Linked DNA regions of Homo sapiens: all the other regions are linked to region 3. The links are chromatin loops, found by intact Hi-C in ENCODE. Cell type or tissue: heart right ventricle. All regions are shown on one strand. Each heading gives the region's core, and the rest is flanking DNA. Links, peaks and the distances in the headings are about the cores only.

Region 1 (5,359 bases), core at 503-4,502, 210 kb after region 3:
CAAAACCTTTTATTAAGTATTTCATTCATTAAATAATCAATGTCTTATATAATTTGAAAATATCTTGAATTTTCATCGTTAAAAAAAATTTCAGATCCTTCCAAAGAAAAGAAATTGTGATGTCCTACTTCCCATTTTAACCCACTATATATACTCTTTCTTGTGTCTAGTAAATTTCTGACCATGAAAATTGATTTACTTATAATTTTAGGAAAGCATTATTGCAGATGTTCTTCTTAACAATAAGGATTTTTACATTAATATTTTACCACAGTATGTTGAGGAATAAAAGGTTGTATTTTGTTGTAGTTTTCCCCAATGGTATGATGATGTATCCCCTCCCATGATAAAAATATTGATAAATTGTCAGTTAAAAACAACACTGTAAAAATGAGTAATCGGAACACATTTAGGAAGTGATTGTTTTTTAAAGAGCCACTTATTTATTTGACACAGAATGCAAGCGACTCATTTGAGTTCTCACTTTACAGGCCAAGCAACAAACAGACTTAAAAAATTAAATGGAAGTGTGATGCCTTAATAAGAGTAAATAATTCTGAAGCATCCTTAGGGTGATTCTTACTCTTTTTATGTTTAAAAATATCTGACTGGAACATCCTGCCAATTAAACGAAGATCTCCAGATGGCATTTACCCTTTTGCTTCATAACAAAAAGGATCTGCAATCAGTTTTATGGAAGATTATCTAAAGAGGAACATTACTGTAACTCAATGACAACAAAAATTAGACACTCCCCTTCTCCGGGATAGAATGTGCATCCTCCAGATTCTTGCACTGACACCTAAGGTAATAAATACTTAAAACTGAATCTTAAATAATAGCCGCAGGATTTCAACCGCTAAAGATTCACTGTTACTTTCCACCAAAAACTCCTGTATTCAGCACTCAGCCAACAAAGGACAGCAAGTAATTCCCAGCAGCATAAATACCGGGAAAGCTACCTTGGGCTTTGTTTTTGTTATGTAAAATGCATTAAAGTGACTCATCCACTTAAGATTACCTACCTTTAGAAGCTTTAAAGAAGCTCCAAGAACCAAAATAAATGCTTTCCCAGAATGCCGGATAGGCTATTCGGTGCATTAAAAAATATGTATATATTTATATGTGCCATTGAGTTTGATTCTATTTTGCTAAGAAAGGAGAGAATTATTATTTTTCATTCCCTTCCTGTGGTGTGACTATAGCTACCTATAAGCCCTCTATTTCCAGAACAGCAGCGAGGTTTTTAAAAGTTATTTTAGAAATGGTAAAAATAAAAGAAAATTTGTAGGAGACTGGAAATAGTCCCTCCTTCAAAGAATAGGCTCTATTCATTTGAAGAACAGGGACCGCGTGTCTGCCGACACTTAGATGTTTCAAATAATGGGTTGGGGAGGTTGGATCGCGTGGTCCCAGTACCTGCGAGCCCCCTGCGTGGACAGCACGCTCGGCCGCGGGGAGCCAGCACGCGTCTAATCGGAAGGCTGTCAAGTGCATCCAGTAACGTGGGATAAAACGAGTTTGGGCACTACAGCAATTAAAGAGCATCTCCGAGGCCAAGTGCGGGGGAAGTCCACGCTACCTCGGCAAGCCTGAAATTACCTGTTTGTAAATTACCCAACCAAAACATAACTTTTTATTGAACTGGGTTGAATCAGAGCGGGTGAGCTGGCTGGAAACTTTTTTCCCCAGTACGGCTGCACTCTGAAGTCTAGAGAATCCCGTTAGAGACGGGCTGAGACGCCGCGAGTCGTCGGCGGGCGCTTCCCGGGACAGTCGGCCCCCAGTGCCCGGCCCCGTGGAGGCGCCCGAGACGCCGGTTCGGGACGCATTCCAGCGGCGAGCGGCGCGCACCGCCTGCCCGGCGTCTCCGCATCCGAGCCTGGCTCCCCGGCCGCTCGCTCCCCACCCCCACGGGCGGAAAAGCCCCGCGACTCGGGAACCGACCCCCACCCCCAACTCCCGCGGCGCCCCTCGGCCGGCGCTCCCTGCCCGGCCCGCCGACTTACGTGACGGCCGAAGGGAACGGCTCCTCCGACGAGGGGCCGATGAGCAAAGATTGGAAAAGTGTCAGAGTCAAGGCCAGCAGGCAGCCAGCAGCCATCTTCGCGATCGAAGATCAATGCCCCCTCCCTGCCCAAGCGGGGGAAGGAGCGGCGCTGGAAACCGCGGGCGGAGGAAGAGCAGCACACGCCGCCGGGACCGCGGGCGTCTGGAGGGCTGGCTGCGCCCGGGGCCCGAGGCGCGGAGCCGCGCGGGGGACGGCAAGGGCGGGAGCGGACGCCGAGGAAGGGGCGGTGGCGGGCGGACCCACTAGCGTGCGTCGGCTGCTCCGCGCCGCGGCCGCCTTGCCTCCGCCGCCATCAAGGGCGACTTTGGAAACAGACCTCGGCGAGCCCGCCGGCGCTCGCGCGCTCTCGCTCTCCCTCTCGGTTTCCTCCCTGATTTATTCCCCCGATTGCCGAGGCGAAGGCGGAGGCGGGGGCGGGGGCGGAGGAGGGGTGACGGCGCTGGAGGGTGGGGGTGGCTGCAGGAATCGGGGAATGGCAGGCAGAGAGACTTGTGGAAGCGAGAGGCTCCGTCTGGCTTCTTAGGCAAGTCAGAGGGAGGCGGCTGGGGGTGGGCAGCGGGAGGGCTGGGCGTCAGAGCAGTCGGGCGGAGACGGGCCGGGAGCAGCCCTCCATACAAGGCAGCCAGGAACTCCCAAAGTCGGCGCCGGCTCGCTCCCGCCGCCCGGCGTGCGCAGGCGGAGCGGACCAGCCCCGCGGGGCTCCCGGGGGACGGCCAGCCGCCCAGCGGGCATCCACAGGCTGCAGAGGCTCCAACCCAGGACTTGGCTCGCGTCTTCGGGGGTTATTTTTGCACATGCAGGCAGCGTTCCCCCCCAGCCCTACTCCCAGGCGCAGAATCCAGTGCCTGCCTGGGAATCGTGAAGTGATTTGACAACAAATGTAGGAGGGGTTTGTATTGCATTTTAAAGCACCACTGTTGACTCTCTACCAGGTGGCACTATATGCCCGCGTGTGCCATAGGTTAGAGCCTCTGCCGGGGCTGGGTGCCCTTTGTGCCAGCGGTCCCACGCCCAGGTACTGCTCGGCTCACCTGGCGAGGACAGAGCCTCAGGGACCGGGCTGTGGACGGACAGAGAAGTACTGACGCTGTAAAATCTTCCCAGCCCTGTGGTTCCATTGGACAGAGGGGTGGAGGGACGAATTCTGCATCTAGGGAGGACAGTAGTAAGAGAAGCGCTTTGCAGCATCCCAGTTGGGACTACCTCCAAAAGGGTCCTAACGCCCTGCTCTGGCCACTGGCCTGCCCTGCCTGACAAGGTTACCGCAGGGTGAGCTCACTTTTGTCAATGCGAAGGCATGAAAAGGGTAAGCAGCAGGAACAGGTGGCACTCTGAGAAATGCGCCTGAAATGTAGAGGAGGAATTAAGGGAGGGGGAGAGAGCTAGGGAGTAGCAATGCCGGACTGGTTTTATCTCCAGACTCAGAGGAAGCAGTGGCGGGCTTTCTCCTTGAAAAGACAGGGTCTGCGACTAGGCCTCTCCCGCCCAACACAGGCCTCCTACAAGAGGGCCCTGGTGGGCCAAAGATAGAAATATATTCTTGCACACCTTAAATTCTTAAGCTCCCTCTAGTAGTGTATGAGAATACTTTTGACATGACGTGCAGAGAATACAATTTGTGATGACTATCCTGCATATGCAAAAATTCTGTAAGTATCGGGGTGGCTGTCAGATTTTTAATTAGCCCGTTCTTATTTTTAGGAGATGCTTCTGAAAGAAAAAGACCCTTATTAATTCGAAATGAATTTTCCAGCTCTCTGAAGGCAATCTCCCAAAACAAAGACTAATAATAATACTACTACTATTAATTACTGGCCAAATTTTAAGAGCGTGTGTGATTTTATGATGCTTAGCCTGGTGAATTTATTTTTCCTTCCCACTTATTTCTCCTTTTTTTAATGCCTTATTTGTTTTCTTTATGTTCTTCGCATCTCTGTCTTGCTCTTTGTTTCTTTCTACTCTGAGTGGCCTCACAAAAGGCACCCCACCGTGACTTAACTTAGTTTGTTTTATGCTAGGCATGGATACTGTGGCAGCAGGAGCTGCGCAAATGAGGGATGAAGTGGGATGTAATGGGATTGAGAACTACAGCTCAGGAGGGATATTTTATATAACTGAAGATAGCATTCCACTCCAAAATTAGATAAGTAAATAGTCAAATCCATCATTTCTTCCATTTTTAATAATTCAAAAGCAGACTTTCTTCCCCAGCATGAGGACTAAGAAGAGCAGAATTAGAGATGCCCATTATTGTCTATGTGATATGTTGGTATCAATAGCCTCACTACCTAAAAATACCATTGTTATATATTCTGTCAATTATTTCAACATCAACTCCAGACTTCCCACTATGGTACACTGTTTCCAATTTTATATCTTTAGGAGAAAGGGCTTAAAGAATAAAAGAATGTAATAAGCTTGTAGAGAAGGTAAGTCAGCCTTTATTATTAACTTTGTTGGCCTTTGAGCCAAATCTCAATTTCTTTGGATCACTCTGTTGAAGCACTGAGTTCTCCAATATGTGAAGCTGTTGAGGAAAGATATTGCTTCTACAATTCTTACTGAAAGGGTTGGTTATCATCTGTGAGCCTAAATCATTGTTTAATACTCTGTTGCGAGGTTTGCTATTAATTGCTTTTTACCAATCTAAACCTTCTTATTGAGGATATTCAAAATGTGGTTTTTTTTTAAATGTATGACAGCTAAAAGAAGACCATTTCCATAACATAGCATTAGGTTTCTGTTGGATTAACTATACCCATAACAATGCATTTTTTCAGCTCAGTTCTGTTATTTTGGAAAATTCCCTTAAAATCAGATTATATCCCATTAATCTTAATAAAATTTTGCTTAATCACGATAAATTTGCTGTTCAACATGTTGACAAATCATAAGGATTGTTGTTAAGCTGTTATAGTAAATGATGTAAATGTGCAGTAAATACAGTTAATATATTACAGGTTATAAATGAGCAAGAAGTCGCAAATCAGTATCTACTATTCATTTAAGAAGAAATATTTTAATTAGTAAGTTAGTGAAGTATTGCAGGAGATTTTTGCATTTAATCATTTCTAGAACAAAGTTTAAAGAGATTTAATTCATGCAAATCACTGACCTTTACCTACAACAAACTTGCGATTGGCACCTTTTGGCTAAATCTCAGTTTTTAATTCATATATTTAATTTGTTCATATACATTTCATTTTTTAGTAACTAAAAGTGAATAAAGAACAATAAAAACTTGATTGCCATGAAATGTTTATTCTTCCTTTTTTTAGGTGATACTGT
Region 2 (5,359 bases), core at 874-4,873, 130 kb after region 3:
TGGTAATCCATTTCATTTTGTGTGCATGTGCAAAACAACAAATTCAGAAAAACACAAATTACACTTTGTGTAATCTACTGTAAAAGTATAACAGTTGAGTACAAAGTGTCCAGTGTGCATAGTTATCTATTTAATTGTTTTAAATCCTAAGCTAAAGAGAGAATTTGCCTGGTTGGAACAATGCAGCCAAAATGATAGCTAAGAATTGTTATAATAGGTCCTATCCAAGATTAAACTGTCTTTCCTTCCTATATTTGATGTGGATAAGTCCTCTGGAAAAAATAATAATGTGTGTAAACAGATTTGTAAGAAAAGAATATTGAAACAGACCTTTTTTTCCATGCCCTTCCCAATTTATTCCACTAGCAATTGTCACAGAGACAAAGAGGGAATGGGAACTATACCACAGAGAAAATGGAAAGGAAGAGGGCTTGTTGTGGGGTGGGGGGTGGGGGGAGGGATAGCATTAGGAGATATACCTAACGCTAAATGACCAGTTAATGGGTGCAGCACACCAACATGGCACATGTATACGTATGTAACAAACCTGCACATTGTGCACATGTACCCTAAAACTTAAAGTATAATAAAAAAAAAAAAAAGAGGGCTTGTTACAGTAAGGGATTTATAGGAGGGATAGTGGGAAAGTGAGATGTCTGTACCACTCGGAGCCCTATCCTAAGGCAGTTCTCTGCTTTTTGCCACTATTTTTAAGAAATCGTTTATTTTTAACCGAAGCAAATAAGAGACATAGTTATGCCCTGTGGAGCTGGGGAAAAATTTAAATATCAAAAGATCTAACAAACTGACCACTTCAATTGTGTTGATGCATAAATAGCTTATCACAAATCTGAAGTAATAAGTTCATATATTTCAAAAGTCTAGTGTTCCACTTGCTATAAATACCCTACCAATGCCAAACTGTTCCTATTTTTGTTATATAATAAACCATCCACAGTGTTCCTGTAGTTGGGTAAAAATAACACAAGTAAGCCAAAGATTTAGATAACCTAGACATGAAATTTCGCTAAATATGCTTTTCTTATAACATGGATAAGTATACAATTAATTGTTTTGGTATAAAGGGAGTGCTTGTTATCTACATTAAATCGTAGGATTGTTTGTGAGATGGGTGTCATGCCAGAAATGTTAGTTAGTTCCTGAAATTATTCTCAATTTAAACCATTTTCAATAACACTGCTGCTCTGTTTTTAGAAAGCTGTTTCAACTTGTGAAGTGCTTTAGTATTCCATTTTTGACTAGAGTAATCCTGTAAGAAAGGCAGAAAAGGATGTACTCATGCTAATCAGTGGAAAGGTAAAGTACTTGAGAGTAGGAAAAAAGACTATCACTAAACTCTGATTCCTAAGCTGTTCATGTTTCTCTGCCTTCATTTTCTGTTTTTTTTTTCTGCTCGTGTGTGTGTGCGTGCATCTGTGTGAGTGTGCAGTTAATCCACATTACAAATTTCATATTCATAGATCTCAAAGGCCATGAGATCTACTTTTGTTCATAAGATCTTCTTTTCATGAGATCTAAATTTATTTTCATGAGATCTTCTTTTCCACTATCTTGGATTGATTTTTGTTTTATCCAAGTATTTTTTTTCATCTTTTCTTTATTTTCTTCCTCAGCTGCAGCAATTTGCTTCCAGCTTCCAAGACAACAAATAAAAATTATACTTTGGGGTTGATAGTAACATAGTTCCATGGATTAGCTGGGGGAGTGTTCTCATACATGAGATTTGTTCCCTGAAGCCTTGAGGGTTTTGTTTTTTATCCTTCCACATCACAATTAGTTACAACCTCTAGCATAGTCCCGGGTAGCCTGATGCCAGCCGAGGTGTCCCACGTGGCCACACAATCTGCTGCTGGTGTTTCTATGAACCAAATGAGCTAAAATTCTAATTGCTCATTACAAAATCTCCATTCATTTTATTGAAGATCTTTCCCTTTATGGTTTATCTGTGATTTTTCTCAGTCATTGCAAATTGTTCGCAAAATTTACTTCAGCCTAATTCGAGCATGTATTTAATTATTATTTAATTACCATGATATTACTTAATGTCATGGTAAAAATTTCCTTATTTTCTTTATTTCTATGAATTATTAGCTGATCATTCATAATATTTCCAATACTATAAAATCCTCCAATGCTTACTACTTTTGGATTCTAACCTAAATGGTGAATCTACTTCCCCATATAGATCAGTATCTCCAGTCCAGCGCACTGAACTGTTTTACAAATATGTCAGCTTTGTCATGCTCTTTAAATACGTTTTCTTTCTACTAAACTGAAATCACCTCTCGAATCCTCTTCAGCTACTGAAAATCACCCAAGTCTGGGCTTCAGGTCCCTCTTCTGGCCAATTCAAGTCCTCAAACTATCATAATTTTTTCTTTTCTCTGAGTATCTAAAATATGTACAGCCTGTCCTACAAAATGTTACACATACAGACATACTGTTTTATATCAGTGTTATTTCTCCAACAATATTTAATTTCCTTGAATGGATGGGCCATAGCTTATCATGTTCTGAAACTATCTAGCACAGTTCTGAACATACAGTGGCTACTTAAAAAACAACAGGTAATATCTATTGAGCACCTATATGTCAGGAACTGTTCTAAACATGCTTTGTGAACATACTCTTTAATTCTCACAAAAATCTATTGAGGTAGATACCGTTATTAGTCCTACTTTACAGATGAGGAAACTGAGGCATAGAGCGGTTAAGTTACTTACCAAAGGACACAAAATTAGTAAGTGGCAGAGCAGTTTGCCCTGAGAAGCCAAGAATGTATAACTCCATTAATAAATGCTAACTGGTGCCATGATCTGATTCATGGTTTGGTTTTCATTGTTAAACCACCAGATAGTAGCCCTCAACTCTCCTCTCATCAGAACTTGGAGATACCTCTTGTTTTCTAGTTTATAGACTGTCATAGCCCTAGGTTCAAAGTCTGTTTCATTGATAGAAAGAAAATAACATTTGCAGAAGTCTTTCTTTACATGGCAAGAAAAAAGGCTGTTACAGTTAGAAAATGAAGATTTAAAAACAAGAATACCTAAGTAGGTTCTTCCTTAAGACATCTCAGTGGAAATACATGCATATTAATAATTACCTAAATGCTATAATTTTTCCTCACGTTACATTTTTAAGTTTTCATCAGTATTTTCAAATTAAACAAGTACCATTTATTTTACTTACAACCAGAAGTTGTACTACTTTCATTAACATAACAAGACATCCTCAGTGTTATGCATTAGGTCCACAGCAATTGATTCTGATATTATTTATAACATGCAAACAGACTTGACATACAATAGCAGGTTAGGTGGAGAGACAGCCCTGATATGTTTATGAACATAAAATATTCTAAAAGCAACATTAAGTCCTTCAATATGCATAGAAAATATGACTATTTCAGCTGGCCTTCATTGTTTTTATGATGCAGGTTCAGATATACAAACAAATGTATGAATATAAAACCAGGACCCAAATTGACTCATGTGGCACTTCTTTTAAATATAGCCCATAGTGTAATTTGCTGACAGCTCTTCTAAGACAGGGTTTATTTAACAATCAAAAAGCTGTCAAAGCAAATATATTAACTTGCAAATTAGAAAGACAATAACTCTCTTTCTGAAAACCATCAGAAAAGAATATTGCCAAGTTAGTCCATCTTCAACTTTTTTATTTTTTTAACATTAAGTAAATGATTCTAGAGAAACAGGAATGAAGCCTTCAAATATGAGATGGTAAACATCTTTCTAGCTCAGAAAATATATTGCAATTTAATTGCTTTCAACCTTTTTGTCCTCACAGAACACGGTTCTCTTTGACCCTCTTTGCCTGAGCAGCATATACATTGCCCTTATGTTCCCCTCTGCTGGTCTGAGCACAGTGAACATTCTAAACAGAAGATTGTTTCTTAGATAGGAATTACAGCCAGCTCCCTTTCCTAACCTGCTCAATATAAATGAAAACCTAAACTACGTTTTTTACCAAACTGTTTTTCACCATTAATGCAGTAAAAATAACAATGAGAATTGTGTTTAAAAATAATGTTTATCAAATGGCAAAAAAGTTACAATTTTGAGCACTATCCAATAACCCCTTTCAGAAACTGTGAACCATTAGTGCAAAGTTTATATAAATGTCCAAGTAATACAGAAAAAGAAGTCATTTTTAATTTCTTGGTCATGTTTTCAACTATTTTTTAATTTGAATTGTTAAATGTTTCAAATTATGAAACATTTGCTAATGTTTAAAAAAATTATATAATTGCGATCTTTAATGTATTATATGTTGAAAAGCAGGTCAAAATCTAGGCAATTAAATTTTTTAAAATATTAAAATATTAGGCAGAAAAAGCACTTTGTATAACTAAATCCAATAGAAGCTTGCATATCATACGCTCAGTAGATTAAAAACATGCTTTAAGACATGACTAATGTACGTACAGTTATTGGAGAAGGCTTTTTTAAACATTTTTCTAGTTAAATATTTAGTATCATATAATTTGCTAATACTAACAAAAGAGAAAAATCACAGTTTTAGCTATATTCTCTCTTATGGGGTAGCAAATGTCAAGATGGTTACTGGAATTTAAATTATTAACATAAAATGTGAAATAAACACTTTAAAACACAATAGTTGATCTCATGAAAAGCCTCATTTGTGTTGATGTTTATATCTTTCATATTTCAAATAATTATTCCATAATTAGAAGCAAAGACTTGAAAACTGAATCATATTCAATCATCTCAGATACAGGTAGGAAGCATTTAACAAGCTCCGGTGAAAAGAGAATGGTATTTTAGCTTGAGGTCCCTGCTTAAGATGGCACGCCCATGTAACTCACCATCTTTATGAAATATAAAAGAATCATGAAGCAGCCAGTAACATGAATTAAACATCAACATTCCAAATGAATTGTTGCAGTCTCCCAATTTTTTTGTCATTATTAGTCATTCTGTTACTGTTCCTAGTGCTCCATTTAGAGCACATCCCAACGTAGATTTCAACAAGCAGTTTTAAAATGGACCACCCTGTATTGTAACGTTAAAGTCTAAAGATTTCTGAGGCTAGATCTGTGAATCATATGTGATTCAGCAGCCTCCCACAGGCCTGACAACCCTTATATTCTCTCTCAAAATGTTCCTTCTGTAGAAGAGAGGCTGAATGGACTCCTTTATCACCATTCAGGAAATACAAAAGGACTTGAGCACATGCAATCCATTAGAATTCACACTACCTGTTTTAGGTCACCTGCAGTAATGGAGGAAAAAAGGCCCTTCAGTGCATCTCCTGCTGTCTGCAGAACTGTCTTTTCAACTACCCTACATGTATTTTC
Region 3 (5,359 bases), core at 708-4,707:
CCATATTATAACCAAGTCTTCATAATATTAGTTTTTAAATTATGTAATACCCTACCCACAATAAACTGTCATTCTATTTTATTACTCTGTGACATTTTGACCACAGAAAGATTTTTACTATTCCATCTTTGTGGCTTTTTAGTATTTTTCCTACTTTTAAAATTATTTTCTGAGAATAAATACTCAGCAATAGGAATACGAGCCAAAGAGTATGTGTATATTTATTGTTTTTAAAACAAATTTACTTTCCAAAATAATTTTTGCCAGTTTTACAAATTTAAATAGTCAGAATACTAAAATGTGAAGAAATAGCACCCCAAATTAGGAAACCATTCTAATTTGGCTTATACCCATCACATTGCTAACCACCATCTATAAAGATTTGTCTGGATAATGCTTTCGTTAAATGATGCATATTTTAAAGTAACAAATGTTCGCCTTTTTGTACTGCTGGCAAGTCAGAAAAATCATCCATTTTCAACAGTAGATTGAGGTAAGATTTCCATAGAGAAAAAGAGTAAAAAGCTAAACTTAGTTGAAAATAGATCATATGCCATAGTTTGTACTATGGGCTTTCTCAGTATCATCTAATTTAATGCTGCGAAGTAAATAATAATTGCCCCTGTTTTTACAAATTGAGATTCTAATATTAAGACTTGGTTGGCCGGGTGCAGTGGCTCACGCCTGTAATCCAAGCACTTTGGGAGGCCGAGGTGGGCAGATCACGAGGTCAGGAGATGGAGACCATCCTGGCTAACACTGTGAAACCCCGTCTCTACTAAAAATACAAAAATTAGCCGGGCATGGTGGCAGATGCCTACAGTCCCATCTACTCGGGAGGCTGAGGCAGGAGAATTGCTTGAATCCGGGAGGCAGAGGTTGCAGTGAGCTGAGACCGCGCCATTGCACTCCAGCCTGGGCAACAGAGCGAGATGTCTCCAAAAAAAAAAAAAAAAAAAAAAAAAAAAAAAGACTTGCTTGAGGTCACATAGATTTAAGGTAAAACACAGATCAGGTTGTTTCTACTAAAACATTCTAAATACATAAAAAATTAATAAACGAATTACACAGATACTCCAGGATTGCCTTCAAGCAGACGTGTCCAAACGTTGAAAATCAGCTAGCAAATTTCTTATAACGGGGAAGTAATTAACTGATTATTTGGGAGATACTGTACTTTTTCTGACTTTGGGTTAATTATAAAGAAGAATCACTTCATAAAACTTATTTCAGGTGAAAGAATTAATTATAAAGTGTTATATAGTGATGGCTACATAAAACTATATTTCAAACATTATTTTATTCTTGACATATTACTATTTTCACAACATGAACATTTCTACAATGTTCCACCAGTGTTCACAAATATTATTTTCCTCTTTTTTGTCAGTTTATTGCTGAAAAACAGTATACATACAGAAAAGTGTATAAATTTTAACAAGGTAAACATATTCATATGATGCATTCACATCAAAAAACAGAAATTACCATTATCCCAGAAATCATGCTTTTAACACCAGAGATTAGTTTTGCCTTCACAGATTTTTTTTTCATCTAGCAAAGCTCTGATAAATTCTGTGACCTTTATTGAAGTATTCATTTAATTTCTGCTACCTCTTCCATTTCTTCCCTGAAGACAGAAGTTTATCCCATGAGATCAAGTGAAGTACACCAGATGAAAATAGTAATATCAAATTGGCACTAGTAGGGACAACCTTTGAATACCTATCAGTTGGCGCATACTATACAGGACCTTTTTTTTTCCCCACTCTTACAACCACATCAAAACTAAAAAGATTATGTTTCCCTAAAACAACTCGCAGAGAGTAGTTATATTTGCATAACAGGATTTATTCCTGCTTAGTTCACTACCATCTGTTTTCATATTTTAAGTCAAAAGATTTATATATTAAACAATCTTATATAGCTTTTCACATGCTATTTTAGAAGGCAATTGGCCCAAATCCTGATTATTTTTTCTAAGTATATAAAGTTGTTTCCATAGGTAGGATACAAACCCTCAAACTCAACATCTTTTTGATATAAATAATTTAAAGCCTTATCACAACTGTGAAAAGAGCCACTACTTATCCCATTTGTGATAAATTATTAATTGAAGTATGCATTCAAATGTACACTTCCTGATAGCAACTTCTTTAATCCTTATGTAGAACATAAAACACTAAACAAAGGAGAAAAATCTTCAATAATTTACTTTTCTCTGAAATTTACATTTCTCTGAAATGGTTCAAGATGCTTCCCCTAATGGAGGATAAAATGAATTATGTGTGGAACTAGATAATTATTGTAATGAAAATGTTAGGATTTAACTATCAAAAGCACATACATAATATATGCTGTGTCACATCTTCCTATATTAATAGGTTTTAAATATTAGATTATTTATAATTAAGATTCAACAACCTAAAAAATATATTTTTTACTACCTTACCCATACATCTAAACTAAAATGTCACAGAGGGTAGGGTAAGGAAAGTAATTATGCAGATGTTATTCAAATCAGCCTGAACAGTTACCTATTTACATAAAAAATTGGATGTTTGACTTTATGTTGATTAAATAAGCAACTGATGTCTTTATTGCCTCTGTAACAATTTTATGATTTTTAAGCCACAGCCTTAGAATTTTCAAGAATATCACTTTAGAAAAAAAATAGCTATTCTTCCATCTTGACAACTTTATATCATTTAACCACAAGGGGGCCGTAGCTATCTTCTTTGAATTGTTTAAGCATGCCAGGAAGCAGATAACATTGAAAATAAAATCAATCCATTCTCAAAAATTAAGTAAACATAAGAAAACAATTAGGAACATACAAACCTGATTTTTGAAAGTAAAATGAATATGAAACACATGGGTTTTCCCCATACATGTTACACATTTGAAGCAAGATACTTTTCCCTACTTCTGTCTCCAAAACAGGCGTATCTCTGTACCTTCTGAACTCACAACAGACTTCTACCTTAAACAGAATTAGTATTAAGTATGATCGTTTGTGAGAATTATTAATAAAGCCACTATTGTTCAAGTGCTGCGATTTATCACTTGGGAAATAATAAATGCACCTCCAGTCTGTGCTAACCTGATGACCTGAGGTGAAATTTGAGAATGAGTAAAATTACCAAAATATGCTCCCCTGGCTAAGTGAGCACACTAAAAAAGGAAAATAACATCTAACAATGATATGCTTAAATTATGTTCTTTTTTTTTAAAATTAAAATTACAAAACAGTTGGAATGGTAAACTATACAAAGCAATAAACGTTTTGTTCAAATATTCTCTCTGGTACATTCGGCAAAATAAACTCCTCTCTGCAGATAAAAATATAACATTTGTCTTCTGAAAGAAATATTCCACACAAGTGCTAGTATAAAGTAGAACTAAACCAGCTGTTCCACCTGTGGCCCTGTGTTAATACTTTAGTGCCTTCAAAGATGTTATCCAGAATCCTCACCAAAGGCAAATGAACTTTCCCTGATGGGAGGGGCAGGCTGCTTCTAAAGCACTGGCCACATTATGAATTCACACTATATCCAATGATCCTTTTAAATTTCCAGTCGCTCATGCCATCCTCACATTATCACTTTAAATTTTGTTATACCAAGGAAGCAAAATGTTGATAACAGTAATAATAAATGCTGGAATAACAGAAGTATTCATCCTTTTAACAATATTGATGCAAGTTCTTAGACTCTTCTAATTTTAAAATTTCATGCCATATCTTTCATATTCATTCTCATGTTTTTATAATATCTGGATTTCCTTCATTTTTTAAAGATTTTTCCTCAAATGCCAAGCACCATTGTCTAACTACTCTGGTGGTTGGAGGATATTTCGGCTTTGAGATAACATTATGACAAGCCAACTGGACAATACAGAAGAGGACAAGAATGGCCTGGATGTAGTCCTAAAATGTTACAGTGTATGAACCCCAGTAATGTCTCTGTACTAAGGAAATGGATATTTCCATGACTCATTCCCCTCATTCATCTAATGGAAATGTACTCATCACCTGCTCTATATGCGGATGACTATGTGCCCATGAACTGTGGAAGAGGTATACATAAATTAAGCCTATTAACCCTCCCCATATTCTTATGTGAAAAGCCAAGGAGTGAACAGAAATGAGTAGGCTAACATTTGGCAAAATTCTCAGTTACACAGCACTTCCTTGTCGAGGGAAACCAATATTTGAAAAGAAAAAGCAACCACGGAGAAGAGAAAAATCCTCTCTAGAAACTCGTAACAAGTTACCAATAAATAGCGAATTATAGAATGTGAAACCCAACTTCCTAGGCCAAATGTTATTTTCTGCACAAATTTTAAAAGCCTTTGGATCCATTCTGTTTTAGGGTGGCATAGGCTCAGTCCATTCCAATGGAAACCAGAGGGTGATTCCAGGGCCCAACCTATATTAAAAACAGTGGTAGTCAATAGTATAATATGGCATCTGTATTCCAAACTGATAGGTACTCTAGACATGCATAACTAATGCACAACAACATCTCTCCTACACGTTTTTCAAAAGACCTTCAACAAGTTGCACTTGACATTCACAAAAGAGCACATTCCCTGTGATAGTGCTATTTCTCTCTTTAGTTTTAAATTAAATGTGACATTCATAATTTAATCTCTTCACTAGTCAAATGTATATCAGAAAAATTGACTTAGAGTAAGCATTTTCTTCACTGATTAATATTAGAATGGAGAATTCAACCAAAGCTATTAAAAGCTTTTGTCCCTTTCTTATTAGTAGTGTTTCTTACATTGAGCTTTTTATAAAAGCCTATAACTTGATATAACAAAAGTAGAAGAAAAAACAGTATTTTTAAGCTCTATTTCACCATGTTCTTAATATTTCCTCACTTACGGCAGATTTTCATGCCATAAAACTAATTTACCACCTACTGTAGGTGATATTAACTCTAAATTTTAAAATTGTATGAAGACTGAAATAAAATAATAAATAATCCAATTACTAGGAACTTACTAAAGAGACTCTCCTTCCTCAACCATGGTTAAATCCATTTACATTTCTAACTCAGTATTTTAATCCAATTATAAATAAAAATATCCTTTAATGGATCCACTTAAATCATAAACCAGCACTTGTAAAATTAAAAATTACCACAGTAATTCTATAACCTGGTACTTATTTAAAGTGTCTTTTTTAAATAGCTGGGTATTTACCCAACCCTTATATAAATTATGTAAAAAGTAAAGACCAGAAAAAAATATGTTCTAAATTCTAAAAAAAATTTTACAAGTCTCCCACTCTTAATACATTTCAAAATACTAAACTAATGATAATCATTTTCCCCCTGACATTTTCAATTTG
Region 4 (5,359 bases), core at 518-4,517, 250 kb after region 3:
CACATTTACCTATTTTATTTGAATTTACTCACCAATATGAATTTCTTTTCAAATGTAAAGCAATTTATCATTACAATCTATAATTTGCATGCAGACATTCTATTTGTTACCTATCCTGTTACAAATGGCCTTCTTCTCTTCAATTCTCACTTAATAGTCTGTCTTCAACAGAGCCGTAAAAAGAATTTTCTTAAATTGCAGGTCTTATATCATTATTCTATTGCAAAACATTCAGTGGGCCCCAATTTTCCTTTAGAGCAAGGATAAACAGGTATTCAGAACACTTCACATTCTGGATACAACCTTCTTTGCAAAACTTATCCCTCTCTTTATGCGTTCATGGATTTAACACTTAGCAGAATTAAATTGTATGATATTTATTTGTTTTTTTAGACAAAAATACATTTAACTATTTTAATTATAATTCATCTTATTTAATAGTAACTTTTAAAGTTTTTGATGATGTTATGGACTTATAAGTTATCACATAGTCCTTTTTAATTGGTACATATTTTTTGATTACTAAGAAATTTTGATCTGAGCTCAGAAAGTTGTCACTTACTTGATATGACGTAAGTGGCAAAGTCAGAAATAGAATCTCCATCTTCTGATATTTAGTCCATTGGGTTTGGTTTCCAGTGGCTTTGGTTTCTTTCATATTACCAAGCTGCTTCAATATCAGGTTATCATTCAGCAACATCAATATTATTGTTACTACATAAAAAGCAAAGCAAAGCAAATAATAAAACTATAATGCAAGTTATTACATAAATATTAAATATTATTAAATCATTAAATAATAATTATATAATAACTATATTAATATAACTTTTATAAAATAGAAAAAGCAAATATGAAAACTGAGATAAAATATATGAGTCAATTCTTTTCGTACCTGGGACAATATTATATACACCATTTAGACATGATAAAAAATTGAAAATATTGTGATATGTTGTAACAGTTTAGGAAAAAGGATATTCATACATGTCATATCATTGGAGAATTTTAAGATTGTATGAATCTAAGATAGCATCTAGAAATGAATAATAGTAACCAAAAATGGGTATAAATTGCAAGATTGCTTTTTTTTTTTTTTTTTTTTTTTGAGACAGGCTCTTGCTTTGTCACCCAGCATGGAGCATAATGGAATAATCACAGTTCACTGCAGCCTCTACCTCCTGGGCTCAAACAATCCTCCCTCCTCGGCCTCTCAAGAAGCTGAGACTACAGGTGCATGCCACCACACCCCACTAATTTATATATATATTTTTTATAGAGATGGAGTCTCACTATGTCGCCCAGGCTGGTCTCCAACTCCAGAGCGCTGGGATTACAGGTTTGAGCAACTGTGCCCGGCCCCAAGATAGCATCTTAGTAGATGAGAGCTTGATAACATTAAACTATCTCTTGTTTCCAGGTAGCAGAATTAAACTACTTCTAAATAATTGAAGTAAAAAGTCTTCTAGTATAGCAGACCCTCTGTAGTGGGAGTTTCCATATCTGTGGATATGGAGGGCTGAGTCTACCAGGCAATTTTATATGAGAAACTGGAGTATCTGTGGATTTTGAACTCTGCAAGAGTCCTGGAACTAATCCCCTTCAGATACCAAGGGATGATTGTGTCTATACTGCAAGACTTGAAATCCTGCCTGCACCACTTATTGGCATGAGATCTTGAGCAAGTTACTAAACCTTTCTATTCCTCAGTTTCCTTATCTATAGAATTAAGATAATAATAGAACTTACCTCATAGAATTGTTTTGAGGATTGGATGATTTTATTCATGGTATACACTCAAAATAGTTCTGGACACATTTAAGGAGTTCATTTATGTTAAGTACTCTGAACAGTACCTGGTTCAGTAATATTAGCCATCACCATCATCATCATCAATATGTTCATCATCGAAAACAATAATAAAGAGCCTATGAAGTAAATACTTGTAAAATTTGGAAAGGAAGCATATTCATGGAATGGTATACATTTTCCGACAGCAGTTTCAGGTTAAAAGTAAAAGAGCCAAGGGATATCCAGCTGCATCAGTTTAATTAAGTCGGTTTAAATAAATCTGATATAAATTAGCCATAAGTCTAAAATGGAGACACCAAAGAAGTCAATGAGCATTTGTGACACTTACAACAGTGAACTTGGGATTTATTATGAATTATAATCAACTTAAACATTCTTCATAAGTGAATTGCCAGAAAATTTCTATTCTGTCACCAAGTGTGTGGTTCTGCTTAAGAGTTTTTTTTGAGATGGAGTTTTGCTCTGTCACCCAGGAAGAGTGCAGTGGTGCAATCTTGGCTCACTGCAACCTCCACCTCTCGAGTTCAAGCAACTCTCCCTGCCTCAGCCTCCCAAGTAGCTGGGATTACAGGTGGGTGCAACCACACCTGGCTAATTTTTGTATTTTTTTGTAGAGACGGGGTTTCACCATGTTGGCCAGACTGGTCTCGAACTCCTGACCTAAGGTGATCCACCCTCCTCAGCCTCCCAAAGTGCTGGGATTACAGGCATGAGCCACCGCACCTGGTCCTGGTTATGCTTAAATTAACAGACATCATACATTTAAAATAAGTATTATTTTTAAAATTAAATCTATTAGATTCATCTAAGTAATAATAAATAATCACATTAACTGAATGTTAAAGTCTTAGCTTTTGGGTTATTTTCAAATAACTTGCTTTAAATGTAGGTAGCAAAATGGTTGCCACATTAAACATGTAGAAGAGCTGTGATTTCTGGTTAGCTGGCTGAAATCAAATCATCAACTCATCTCTGTTTATAAATTGTCTCAAGTATAAGTATGGATATTTTTCTTATAGTAAAATTCTGTGAAGATAAATAATGGTTTTAAATGTAATAAATTGTCATATATTGATTAAATGAAGTCTTTTGCAGAAATATTTTCACATGAAATTGTGGCTATGGTTCTCATTTCACCCTCTAGTGGTCTTATGACAATACTGCATTTTCCCTTTTTAGTCATCTCATAGTTGGTTGTACTTTCTTTGGTTAACACTTGTTTTACAGCTCAATGCTAAATGACTTAATCACATCTCTATATTAATGCATTGCTGTTGTTGAGTCTGTGCTAAAATACTGCTCTTAATACAATAGAGAATAATGGGTTTATTTTATTGTTTTCATGATGTTAATAGAATCAAGTCACACGTCCTGTCATCTACTTACTCTTTTCTATTAAGGTACTTTGGTTAAATGTTCGATATCTCCAAAATACGCTCTAAAAATCCTCATGGAGGGAAAAAGTAATTGGCAGTCTTCAGAATCTCATTGATTTACACTCTTCCCTCATCTGCAAACCAATTTAAAAATCATAATAAAGTGGTAAAAGATTATGGACCTGACAAAAGAAGGATAAACTTACACATTTTACTAATCCTATCTGGAAGCTTGAAATATACATCAGATTTCTACAAGATGGTGAAAGAGGAAAAACATGCTATGTTTGTTTTTTTAAAAATGTTGTTCTAAAGCTCAATCATATGTGTTAATATGATACTGCATATTTTTCACCAAAAAGTGAGGTAAGCAAACAATAAGTAGTCTTACCTGAATTACATGGATCACTGACAACAGCAATGAATACTTGTAAAGGTTTGCAAACAACCACACAAGTTAACTTTTCACTAAGACCCTTTGAGGAGAATATCAGTCTGTAAGAAAATTTTTTATTTTGCAAGTAACACTTTTTTTCCCCAATAATATTTTGGGAAGTCTGAATTTAAGCATTTACTATTTGTTATTTATTTATTTTAGAGACAGGGTCTTGCTCTGTCACCCAGGTTGGAGTGCAGTGGTACCATCATAGCTCACTGTAGCCTTGAACACCTGGGTTTAAGTGATTCCTCTGCCTCAGCCTCCCAAAGTGCTGGGATTACAGGCATGAGCCACTGCACCTGGTCACATTTACTATTTGGTAGTATCATTGATAACTACATTTTTGGATCACTTTATCTTCTATCATGCATATACATATTTGTTATTTTCCCAGTAAGACTAAAGTTTGCCCTGTCTTCAGTTATCAGATGGTAAGTGATAGGTTTGAGGTTTTCTTGGTTTTCTTATGATGTGTTTGCTATTCTGATTGAAGGAAAATTAACTATTGCCTACAGATTGTACAGTTACTGCACAATGATAATACTTGGAAACTACACGTATTTAATCACATAGAAAACTATATGTATTATTCCATTTTATGTGCCACAGAATTAACATATGGCCAAAAAAAAATTTTTTTTTGAAATTAGTTGGATTTTTCATTCATTTGGATGTTTATTTATTTATTTATTTTTATTTTTATTTTTATTTTTTGAGACGGAGTCTTGCTGTGTCGCCAGGCTGGAGTGCAGTGGTGCGATCTCGGCTCACTGCAACCTCTGCCTCCCGGGTTCAAGCAATTCTCCTGCCTCAGCCTTCCAAGTAGCTGGGACTACAGGCGAGCGCGACCATGCCCAGCTAATTTTTGTACTTTTAGTAGAGACGGGGCTTCACCATGTTGGCCAGAATGGTCTCGATCTCTTGACCTCGTGATCCACCCGCCTCGGCCTCCCAAAGTGCTGGGATAACAGGCATGAGCCACCACGCCCAGCCTGGATGTATATTTAATAAGAGTTAAAACAGATAAGACCTTTGCCCCCAGGAATCTTCTTTCTAGTCTTCTAGAAAGATGTAAAATAAATAATAATACACATAAATATATGACTACAAATATCTTCAGTGAAGAAAAAATAAGAATATAGTGAAGATCAGAACAGGAGTATGTGATTTAGATTTTGGCATGTAGGAAACACTTTGCTGAGGAAATAATATTTAAGCTGAAACCTGAAAGATAATTCAGAGTTAGCCATATGGAAAGTTGGGAACAAGCTTCCCAGGCAGCAGAACTGTATGCTTAAAAATTCTAAGGTAGAAAACAGCTAAAAAGTGAATTACCAAGTAGCATTTACTATAATTCTGTATACTACAAAACTATACTTATATTCTGGTTCTTTTCCTTTGGTCATTTTTTGGTCTACGGAAAAACTTGTTATTATCAAATAATTTATTCATAATAAATATCTGTGTTAACTGGGTATCTCAGTAAATGAAAATTAAGATCAGCACACATCTATGTATATATACATATATATGGAATAGGCATGGCTAAGTACTCTAAGAACGATTTCAACAATTTTTTTATTCCTTAGAAAAAGAATGAGTGGTATTGACCTATTTTGCATATAATAACATTCAAAAGGATCTCAGCAGTAGGCGTCTCTCTCTCTCTCTCTCTTTTCTTTTTTTTTTCTGTTTTTGAGACAGGACAGCTCTGTTGTCCAGGCTGAAGTGC
Region 5 (5,359 bases), core at 724-4,723, 340 kb after region 3:
AATACACTAGGCATGTTCCCAGTTTAGGACTTTTGTACTTACTATTTTCTCTGCCTTGAACACCATTTCCTGTGTTAGCCATATGGCCTATTCCCTTGTTCTCTTCAAGTCTTTACAGATGTATAGAAAAGAGTATGAAAGATTATATATCAATATCTTATCATTAAAGTTTATAGAATACACACGCATACGTACTTAATTTGGCTCTCTTCAGAGAGTGGAATTTAAGGTGATTTTTTGAAGTTTCTATTTTAATACATAAATAGTTTCTTAGTTTCTCAGTTCTAATGAACGTAACAATAATAAAGTTCTACCACGCTTCAAAAAATGCTTTCTTCAAATGGAGTTAAATAGTGCCATGACTTATAAACTTGCTATTCACTCTTCCTCATTGATATGATTAGTCTTTAGTAAATGTTATATGTGATATCTTCATCGCGCTCATCTTTTCTTCTCCATTAGTTTCGTTTGATATACTTTAGTGAGGGTTTAGAAGCCTAATACTTGAGATCTTCAATTGCATTTGAAGATTTTGTATTCACCTTTTACTGATATAATAAATGATTATAAGTGCATTTGGAATTACTTACACTAGAATGAACATCACAGGGATGATTGGTATAGCAATGATGACGGTGAGAGTAACACACACTATTGTAGATTTCCTATGCATCCGACTCTACCATAAACACATACAATACTCAGACTAGTCTCATGAAAGAGATACTATTGCTTCACCCTTTTAAAGATAAGGAAACTGAGAAACAGATATGAGATTAAATAATTTGTCTAAGATTACCCAAGTAAATCAGGGAGCTTGAATTCAAAGTGAGATTTGTTTGGTTTCAGTGGCTGTGATATTGGCCACTTTACTTTTCTACCAACAAAACGGTCATCTCTCTGTTAATAGCCTCCACAAGATGGGAATCAGATTAATTTAAACCGAGATTCAGGCAATGATGAAACTTATCAGAGGGATTTTTTCCACCTGGCACTAGATAACTCCTCACTCTCCCTAAGGTCTCCTGTTAAGCTATTAAATTGCTGGTATAAGACACAGGCATAAGGAGATAAGCACAAACATTAACTTCTAATTCTTCCTCTTTCACTAATTTGGTATAATTTTTCAACAACTTCTTTCTATATAGCAGATTTCTCAGTTTTAAAATTAATGTTTTTGGCTGGGTGCTGTGGCTCACGCCTGTAATCCCAGTACTTTGGGAGGCTGAGGCAGGCAGATCACTTGAGGTCAGAAGTTCCAGACTAGCCTGGTCAACATGGTGAAACCCCGTCTCTGCTAAAAATACAAAAATTAGCCGGCTGTGGTGGCAGGCACCTGCTACTAGGGAGGCTGGGGCAGGTGAATCACTTCAACCCAGGAGATGGAGGTTGCAGTGAGCTGAGATTGCACCACTGTACTCCAGCCTGGGCAACAGAGCAAAACTCTTATCTCGAGGAAAAAAATAAATAAATAAAATAAAAAATAAAAAAATTAGTGTTTTTATTTTTTCTAAGAAAACTTCCAGTGCAGCATTTAAAAAATATTTTATAAATGTTTGCTTCAAATGTATAATTATACACCAGTAATATTTTATTCCAGTTGGAGACTCAGGAATCAATTTTACAATAAAATATTAAAATATAAAGAGGTTTTATAAATACATTTTGGCTTTCTATCATGTTAGTAGGGTGGTAGTGAAGACCATCACAGAGGTATTTAAGTTCTAAGGTAAGATCTTCCATTATTTTCAACAGATATTGCTTAAACAAGAGCAGGCCACTAGGACTTTCATGGTCCCTGCTTTTTCTGTTGAAATGAGGCCAGAAGAGAACAGTGATTTGCTCTGGGGAGTGTTTGCCTTATGTAGACAAAGCCCTAAGAAGTAGACTCCTAATAGCTGTAGAGGGAAGGTTGAACGTTCAGAGCTTCTTGCAATGTTAATTAAAGTCTATCATTCTTTGGAGAACTTTGAACATAATGAACACTGGTAACATGGGTACTGCTTGGCTAATCAACATTAAGTTAAATGTAGATAGTGATTAGCACTATTATACTCTGAGTTGACACATGTTCAATTCTGGGAATAAATAAAATTTTCTCTAATTTTTTGTAGTTTTAAAATTGGAAAAACGAATAGAATGAGAAATAAACTTTATACAGTCGCATGGTCAATCATGGTGTTTGAATCGCGTAAGTTGAAAAGGGATATTTGGAAGCCTTAGCGGAAAAGTCAGGGAGCTTCAACCGACCTTTAAATTTCACAGGTGCCTATTTTCTAACAAGAAAATATTTGTATAGAAGCAGTGAGGAAGAACCATTCATTCTAATTATAGAAAAACCTTGCCATAACCCGAGAAGTGCGCCCTAAAAATACAATCGCATAAAATAAGGGGTTTCTTTCATTCAGATTTCTGTGTCCTGCTGCAGTAGGACCCGTTTCCGGCGGTTTCACTGCAGCATCTAACCCCATTCCTTTCAGTCCCTGCTGTGGTTTGGCGCCATCTGGTGGAAGTTAGGCTCTGGTTTAAAAAGCAAGCAGTTGATTTTGGTTCCTGTGTCTGGATGCCAAGGACTTCCAGGATAGCGTTAGCGATTTTGAAACTTCCTAGTTAGTTTACAATTGTTTCATCTCCCCAGACTCTCCAGCAGGAGAGTCTGACCCAGGAGAATATTGGAGATGAAGGGATCCACTATTTCTCCCACTTTTTCAGATGGAGGATGAGAGGAGTGCAGCAGCCAATTCCCATTCACATTATATCCAAATTGGTGTTATCACAGCATTTTACTGAATGTATGCCCATCCATAAAGTATTGGTTGATTGGTTGATTCTTAACCTGAATTAAGGCTGGAGGCCAATGCTGGAGTTATCTACTCTTGCAGAGGCAGATAGTTTTTTCTTCCCTTCATTAATTTCCTAGCTGACCAGGCTTCCAGTTTTCATTGTCTCTGTCTGGGGCTTTTATTTAAGGTTCTGCTGGGTACCCAGCCCCTTTTTATGGTTCATTCTTTTTTGTCTGTAATCATTGCAAGTTCCTCAGCTTAGTATTTCTTCATTATACACAGCAGTGTTGGCTTGTTTGCTTCAGAACTTCCAGAATCTCTTCACTGCTTTTGGCTGCTGGTGGAGTGGTGGTTTGAATTTTATTATTTATATAGTTTGTATATTTTATAGCTTTCTACCAGCAAATTGAATTTAGTTTTATTTGTACATTTCTGTGATCTTTTCAAAGAGATTTGGAGAAGGAAGAGAGGTAACTATATTTGCTTAGGCAGTCACCTTGTTAGGGAGTTTGTTCCCTTATTTATTTATTTATTTGAGATGGAGTCTCTGTCACCCAGGCTGGAGTATAGTGGCACGATCTTGGCTCACTGCAACCTCCGACTCCTGGGTTTAAGCGATTCTCCTGCCTCAGCCTCCTGAGTAGCTGGGATTACAAGCGCACACCACCATGTCAGCCTAATTTTTGTATTTTTAGTAGAGACTGGGTTTCACCGTGTTGGTCAGGCTGGTCTCGAACTCCTGACCTCAAGCGATCCACCTGCCTTGGCCTTTCAAAGTGCTGGGATTACAGGTGTGAGCCACAGCCCCCAGCCATTTGTTCCCTCTTTAATAGGTGAATGTATGCAACTCCTTCTGTTTGAATAACCAATAACGGCATTTCTCAGTTATGGACTGAATGTGAGGACACTGTGAGAAGGCAGCCATCTACCAGGCCAGAAGAGGGCCCTCACCAGCACCTGAGCATGCTTTGAAGTCAGGTGGATGCTGGCACCCTGCTCTTGGGCTTCCTACCTATATTAGTCCTTTCTCACACTGCTATGAAGAACTGCCGGAGTCTGGGTAATTTATAAAGATAAGAAGTTTAATTGACTCACCGTTCTGCATGGCTTGGAAGGCCTCAGGAAACTTACAATCATGGCAAAAGGCAAAGGAGAAACAGGAAACTTCTTCCCGAGATGGCAGGAGAGAGAATGCATGCAAGCAGGGGAAATGCCAGATGCTTATAAAACCATCAGATCTCATGAGACTCACTCATTATCATGAGAACAGCATGGGGGAAACTGCCCCCATGATCCAATTATGTCCACCTAGTCCTGCCCTTGACACATGGGGACTTCAATTCAAGATGAGATTTTGGGTGGGGACACAGCCAAACCATATCATCCCACCCCTGACCCCTCCCAAATCTCATGTCCTCACATTTCAAAACACAATAATGCCTTTCCAATGTCCCTCAGAGTCTTAGCTCATTCCAGCATTAACCCCAAAGTTCAAGTCCAAAGTCTGATCTGAGACAAGGCAAGTCCCTTCCGCCTATGAGCCTGTAAAATCAAAAGCAAATTGGTTACTTCCTAGTCACAATGGGGGTAGAGGCATTGGGTAAATACACCCTTTGCAAATGGGAGAAATTGGCCAAAACAAAAGGGCTACAGGCCCCATGCAAGTCTAAATTCAAAATGGATTTTGCAAATTTTCCAAACTTTTATGTTCTGCTTCCCTTTTAAATGTAAGTTTCAATTCCATGTTTTATCTTTGTGAATACATAAAACTGAATGCTTTTAATAGCATCCAAGTCACATAGTGAATGCTTTGCTGCTTAGAAATTTCTTCCACTAGATACCCTAAATCATCTCGCTGAAGTTCCAAGTTTCACAGATCTCTAGGGCAGGGGCAAAATGCTGCCAGTCTCTTTGATAAAACATAGGAAGAGTCACCTTTATTCCAGTTCCCCACAAGTTCCTCATCTCCGTCTGAGACCCCCCCAGCCTGGACTCATTGTCCATATTACTATCAGCATGTTGGTCAAAGCCGTTCAACAAGTCTCTAGGAAGTTTCAAACTTTCCCACATCTTCCTGTCTTTTTTTTTTTGAGCCCTCCAAACTGTTCCAACCTCTGCCTGTTACCCAGTTCCCAAGTCGCTTCCACATTTTCAGGTATCTTTACAGCAGCACCCCACTACCTGGTATTAATATACTGTATTTGCCTGTTCTCATGTTGCCATAAAGAACTGCCCGAGACTGGGTAATTTATAAAGAAAAGAGGTTTAATTGACTCACAGTTTCCCATGGCTGGGGAGGCCTCAGGAAACTTACAATCATGGTGGTAGGCATCCTTCACAGGGTGTCGGCAGAGAGAATAAGTGCAACCAGGGGAAATGCTAGATGCTTATAAAACCATCAGATCTTGTGAGACACCCTCATTATCACGAGAACAGCATGGGGGAAACCGCTCCCATGATCCAATTACCTCCACCTGGTCCCACCCTTGACATGTGGAGATTACAATTCAAGATGAGATTTTGGGTGGGGACACAGCCAAACCATAACACTAGCCTTCAGAACTGTGAGAAACAAA
Region 6 (5,359 bases), core at 648-4,647, 190 kb before region 3:
TATCACTCTTCTATTCTTTGGTTATTGGATGCAAGCTTATTCTACATGTTCCATTTTCAAAACAAATAAATGTTAGCATTTCCCTGTATTGGTAAGTAAAAATACAGTTTGCCAATACATTAATAGTAAAGTGACCTTAGAGAATTATTAGAAATGGTTACAGGAAATATTATTAACTGACTTATTTAAACCATGAATCACCATAAAGGTACAAGTTATGCAGAAATTGAGCACTGAATAATGTATTGCTCAGAGTCTTTCAGTTGGCCTTGACCTGCTTTTAACACAGAAAAGTGAAGCATCTCATTAAGTGACTTTAACACAAACTGATTAAATGTAAATTCATTCATTAAATATATATTCAGTAGTGTATAACAGAATTACTATAATTGCACTCATAGTAAAACTCACAAATAATGTACAGAAAGGAATAACTTACAAAGTATAACTCCCTATAGCAAATCTTACTCTCCTAGGAAAGTGATGAGAAATTTGAAAGTTTACAATCAGATAAGACTATATTTCACAGATATCTTAGACTCATCAGCTTATATCGTATTATGTATGTTTTAAAAATAGGTTAATTTTCATGGGCTGAAGTGGCAGTCTTTGATAACACGTGCCTACATACTAATTTAAAACCACATATTAAAAACCTTAGAGCAAAAGTGTAATAGCAAATATATTACAGAACTTTGAAATGGTATATGGCGAGTGAAAAGAGATTGAAGGAGCTCTGATTTTTTCATCAATTAAGAAAATACTTCTTGTAAAAGTGTGTATTTAACATGACAGAGTCAGAAATCCAAACTAACATCACATTGATTCCTTTTCCAATCCCAGAAAATTCAACTAAGTAGGTCACTCATTAGAACTGCTGAGGACAATTTCTGTTAGCCTGTTTAGATAGGAAGGCACGTGTGTTAACATGGGCATCTGGGGTAAAAATCCTGGAGGGTTTGTATTTCTACTCCAGCATTGGGGCATTCTTTCCTTTGCCCTTCCACATCTCTTGTTCCTTCTGCCAAAAACACTTTTTCCCACTATATGTACTGTTCCTCTGCCTACAATACTTTTTCTCCCTTCTTCACTCAGTCCTCATGAAAGTTTTCATGACCTTCCCTGACTAGATTAAGTCACCCAATACTAAGCTCTCTTAAATCTATCTCTTTTTTACAGAGCACCAGTTATAATTTCATATTTCTCTGTATCCTAGCTTAATAAATAGACCCCTCTATTGGATTATTAGCCCACATGGCCAGAGAATATGTCCACACCACCACTGCATTTTCTGTACTTGGCATGTAATAAACATGCTATAAATATTTACTGAATAAATGAATAATGGATAAATGTTTAAACTCTTTGGATGTGGACTTTAAGAAAATTAGAAGCCAGTATAAAATGTTGATCAATAATCAAACTATGGAAATTAGAAGTCAGTGTAAAATGTTAATCAATAATCAAGCTATAGATTTATAAGTAGATGAATTGCATCTTAGCTCTGCAATATGTTGTTAAACTTGTACATTCAAAAGTACAAATACTCTGTCCAAATAGACATTAAAATACTCAAATAAAGATATACAGAACATCTAACATAGAGTCTGACATACAGTAGATGTTAAATGGCAACTCTATTGTTTTAAAAATTATTTTAGTAAAAAGGATTAGGATACTCAGTACTAAAATTAGAACAGATTCCTAATTCATAAGATTCAGATAAACTGCCTCAGCTGTATTGAGCTTGAAATAAAGTTCACTAACAGGATGATACAAGTGTCCCTCAAACATTAGTTTGGTGTTTGAAACAGTTTCTGATAAAACTATGATCAATGCATTTCAATACTTCCAAAGAAACTTCTTATTAAATATCCCAGTCAGGTACACAAATTGAAAGATGCTTTCCAGTCAAAACAAAGTATCAGTATCTCAAATGAAATAACCCAAGCTTTTGGTTTTGTAAAGGCAGTCTCTATTTTTGCTCTAATTTCCCCTGCTGAATATGAAATCATTCCATAAAATATTTCTGAGAAGAGGGACTCTGCTTGTCATCACATTATGTCAGGATACAAACAATGAAATATTCCTGTTGCCTTAATACACGCTACAAGTCAAAGAAGCAGAAAGTTACGGGAAGTGCCCTTTGTCTGGAAATGGCAACTAGAACACATCTTCTTGGAGTACCAAGTCTTCCTTTGAATGGTTTAGTGCAGTCAAGTAGTTCTGCACTGGAAACATTAAGAATTAATGACAAAAGACATTCTTAAGGTCACATATTCTACTTGAAACTTCAGTGAAAGAGAAGTAGCTCATTTATTATTTGCCCACTCAACCTGTCTTTTTAAAATTATTTTTAGTTTTAAAAATGAGAAAGGGTCTTACTATTTTGCCCAGACTGGTTTCGAATTCCTGGCCTCAAGTGATCCTCCCACCTTGGCCTCCCAAGCAGCTGGAATTACAGGCATGAGCCACTGTATCCAGCTCTCAACATGTCTATTAATTCGCATCCCTTCCCCTCAGAAAGACCGTTCTCCTATGTATGGATTCTAAATGTTTAAAGGCAGGCTTTCTTTAGGGTACTTTGTACATTGTTTAGTCCTAAAGCATTTTTAAGAAGCAAAAATAGGACACAACTATAGTTTCTGAAAAAATTGTTCAATATTTATTACTTAACATGTCTTAATGTTTTATTTTCTCTATTTCTGGCATGTAAAATAAATAATGGTGCAAAATTGTTGGCTCAAGCCATGTAATCATCAGCAAAAATAATAATTCAAATCCAGACCTGACTGCTTTGGAAAAGGATTTTTTAAATTAAAATAATATTAGTACACTTATTTACACAAGTTAACTATGATGGATAACATACACAACAAATTTATATTTTGTAAGATTAAATAATTTAAATAAGAAACAATAAAATTTTGCATATTAGTAAGTACAAACACAAATTATGGTATCAGACACTATCCACATTTTGGCCACCAGATGGCAATGCAGGAAAATAAAAGGAAAATGACCAGAGGCTGTGCGCTCCAAAATTTTGGCTGTGCTTGTTTTATGTACTTATTCCTATTTTTAAAAAACTTTCAAAATTTATTTTGATTTTCATATTTTTCATAGTAGATTTGGACTATAAGAGATTATATGAAAATGATTATTCTAAAATCCGGATAAAATAGCTGATAACATTTATTCTTACATATGTGGATACATTCCCAGTTAAGAGTTATTTCTGGAAAACTGATAAGAAATAAGATTTATAAAGTGGCTGTTTAGAATTCAATGTCTGGGTGAAATGTTATAACTGCAGTCAGGACTTTGGTTCATTTGCTACTGTGACTTAGCTGCATTTTTGTATGTTTAGTATGTCTTTGAATTTCAGAAGTCAATAAATGAATAGAAAAGCCCAGATTAATAGAAAAAAATGCTTTCTAGGTTATCTGTTACCAAATTACTTTCCAAAAATTTTGTGCCAATTTAAAGTATATATGTGCTAGTTTCACTGCAGCCTCATAAACACTTCCCATTTTTTATTTGCTGAACTGTAAATAAAAATATTTCAATATTTTAACTATTTGAATTTGATTGCTAGCAAAATGACCCTTCTCATATATTAATTTTTGTGTAGTTCTGTTTTTCCAGATTGTTGCTTACTATTTAATCTAAACCTATGAGCCTATTCCTTTACTATTTCTTAAAAGAGTTTTGTACTTAGAAAATCAACCGTCTATCAGTCAGGAAATTATTCATCTGTAACCTTACTGATGTTTCATGGGTTTTGGTATATAGTCATGGTGGAATTTAGTTTCCCCAACACTATGAGGTGATAACAAAATTAGGCAATTTGTTTTTACAAATAGCGAAATTTCCCATTTATGATACATTCATTCATGATACATTCCTTACAACAAATTAAGATTTTGAATACATTTCTGTAATTTTTTAGTCCTTTGTCCCTCCGTTATTTCATGAGCTTGCTTTTTAATATGAATAATTTTAAAAAGTATTAGCTAACATGTATTGAGAATCACCTGCGTGCCAGGCTAAACACTTGATATCCATTAAGTTGTTTAACTTTCAACAAGCTACAGTTTTAGTTTTAATAGGCTTCCCATTATATAGTTGAGGAAATGAGGTGTACGATGTTAAAGTGTTCAGAGTCAAACAGCAACCAAGATTCAGAGCTCAACCCCAAGCGCAAATTCCCTGACGCACTTTTCTCTAAGGTCTTTAATCATTTTCAATTACAGTTTAATAACAGAGGAGAAAGCTACCACATCCCGTCATGTGATATTCTTCACAACTGTCTTCCTACTGCAGTAACTTTAGAAATTTTTGTCAAATTAAAATTGCTCTCATGAGTAAATTAGAAAAACTGCTATCTTCACATGGGTATCCTTTTCATTCCAGGAAAAATTATTCATTAATTCCAAATATCAAATCTTTTAAATATATCTCTCACACTCTTTTCTCTATCTTTAATATAGGTCCTAAATATATTACTAAAAGTACTGCTAGTTAATTCATGACTTTTGCTAATGTTGTGAATGTGATTTTAATTTCTGTCGTTAATCCCTGTCCAGGGAAAACTAGAAGGTATGGTCACCCTCTCACAGTCAGAGACATAAATATCTTCACTAATGACACTCATGGAGTTGGCCACTCCACTCTTCAAGTTGACGGTGCTGTTCCCAACAGTGGCTGCTGGTTTGCGGTTTCCTTGGTCCATTGTATAAAAAAAGAAACATATTGAGAATGAATTATCTCTTCTTTAATCAATTTAGGAAAACCAAGTCTAGTCCAGGCCTTGCCTCTAATAAGCATTACAGCCAAAACTGATTCAATTATCTCCCCTAAGCTGCAGATTGCTCCTTTCTGAAATAAAGGGTTTTTCTAGATTAGGTGGAAAGCCCTTCAAATTCTAAAATTATATAATTTACATCAGCTAGTTTAACAATCAGGACAAAAATGTAAATATGGAATAAATTCTGTATATGTCTAAAAAATGGCACCAGTAGATAAAATGGAATACAATTCCCTATAATTATAAAGACACGAATTGTGTTTGCCTATAAATGTAAATCATCATTCATCAAACATTTCAATAAATATTTTCATTTTTAAACAAATATTTCAAACAACTCAAATCATGATGTAACCTATATTTAGTCTGTTTACCTTGTTGAAATCTTGGATGGATTTCTGAATAAGTCCCAATTACCATTTTTAATATATTCTTTTTATATTTTGATAGAGAAAATTTTATAATTCTCTAATCATATTCATTTAAAAACATTTGAAGCCATTGAAAGTATGCTGTTCTTTTACTTGAAATGTAAACTGAATTTAGGAT

Evidence for each region. A loop is a pair of places that touch in the nucleus more often than their neighbours do. Peaks named below come from ENCODE experiments on the same cell type or tissue, not always from the same donor. Only the 100,000 strongest peaks of a DNase experiment are listed, where the experiment ranks them.
Region 1: it touches region 3 in a loop (5-fold over the local background); 41 of 110 quality-filtered maps call a loop at or near these places.
Region 2: it touches region 3 in a loop (2.1-fold over the local background); 9 of 110 quality-filtered maps call a loop at or near these places.
Region 4: a loop joins it to region 3, with 9 times the contacts of the local background. A loop is called at or near these places in 52 of 110 quality-filtered maps.
Region 5: a loop joins it to region 3, with 13 times the contacts of the local background. A loop is called at or near these places in 59 of 110 quality-filtered maps.
Region 6: a loop joins it to region 3, with 4 times the contacts of the local background. A loop is called at or near these places in 25 of 110 quality-filtered maps.

What each region holds. Positions count from the first base shown.
Region 1 is chr7:82,441,356-82,446,714 of GRCh38, forward strand. It overlaps CACNA2D1 (calcium voltage-gated channel auxiliary subunit alpha2delta 1), which reads right to left and starts at 2,422. Exons shown (of 39, transcript NM_000722.4): 1 at 2,010-2,422. The coding sequence starts at 2,104. RefSeq lists an enhancer at 864-1,427. In heart right ventricle, for the core only: CTCF peaks have their summits at 2,774 and 2,977; DNase peaks (open chromatin) are centred at 1,516, 1,826 and 2,686; H3K4me3 peaks cover 2,966 bases; H3K27ac peaks cover 2,652 bases.
Region 2 is chr7:82,357,274-82,362,632 of GRCh38, forward strand. All of the region lies in intron 1 of CACNA2D1 (calcium voltage-gated channel auxiliary subunit alpha2delta 1), which reads right to left. Among named protein-coding and RNA genes, the nearest start is that of CACNA2D1, 84 kb to the right of the region's middle. In heart right ventricle, for the core only: a CTCF peak has its summit at 2,383 (motif pointing left); no DNase peak of the experiment used is centred there.
Region 3 is chr7:82,231,922-82,237,280 of GRCh38, forward strand. The region is part of intron 3 of CACNA2D1 (calcium voltage-gated channel auxiliary subunit alpha2delta 1); the gene reads right to left. Among named protein-coding and RNA genes, the nearest start is that of CACNA2D1, 210 kb to the right of the region's middle. In heart right ventricle, for the core only: a CTCF peak has its summit at 2,713 (motif pointing right); no DNase peak of the experiment used is centred there; H3K27ac peaks cover 1,377 bases.
Region 4 is chr7:82,478,739-82,484,097 of GRCh38, forward strand. No RefSeq gene overlaps it. Among named protein-coding and RNA genes, the nearest start is that of CACNA2D1, 38 kb to the left of the region's middle. In heart right ventricle, for the core only: a CTCF peak has its summit at 2,962 (motif pointing left); no DNase peak of the experiment used is centred there.
Region 5 is chr7:82,569,912-82,575,270 of GRCh38, forward strand. No RefSeq gene overlaps it. Among named protein-coding and RNA genes, the nearest start is that of CACNA2D1, 130 kb to the left of the region's middle. In heart right ventricle, for the core only: CTCF peaks have their summits at 2,496 (motif pointing left) and 2,702; a DNase peak (open chromatin) is centred at 2,500; H3K4me3 peaks cover 409 bases.
Region 6 is chr7:82,041,699-82,047,057 of GRCh38, forward strand. The region is part of intron 10 of CACNA2D1 (calcium voltage-gated channel auxiliary subunit alpha2delta 1); the gene reads right to left. Among named protein-coding and RNA genes, the nearest start is that of CACNA2D1-AS1, 35 kb to the left of the region's middle. In heart right ventricle, for the core only: a CTCF peak has its summit at 2,988 (motif pointing right); a DNase peak (open chromatin) is centred at 3,008.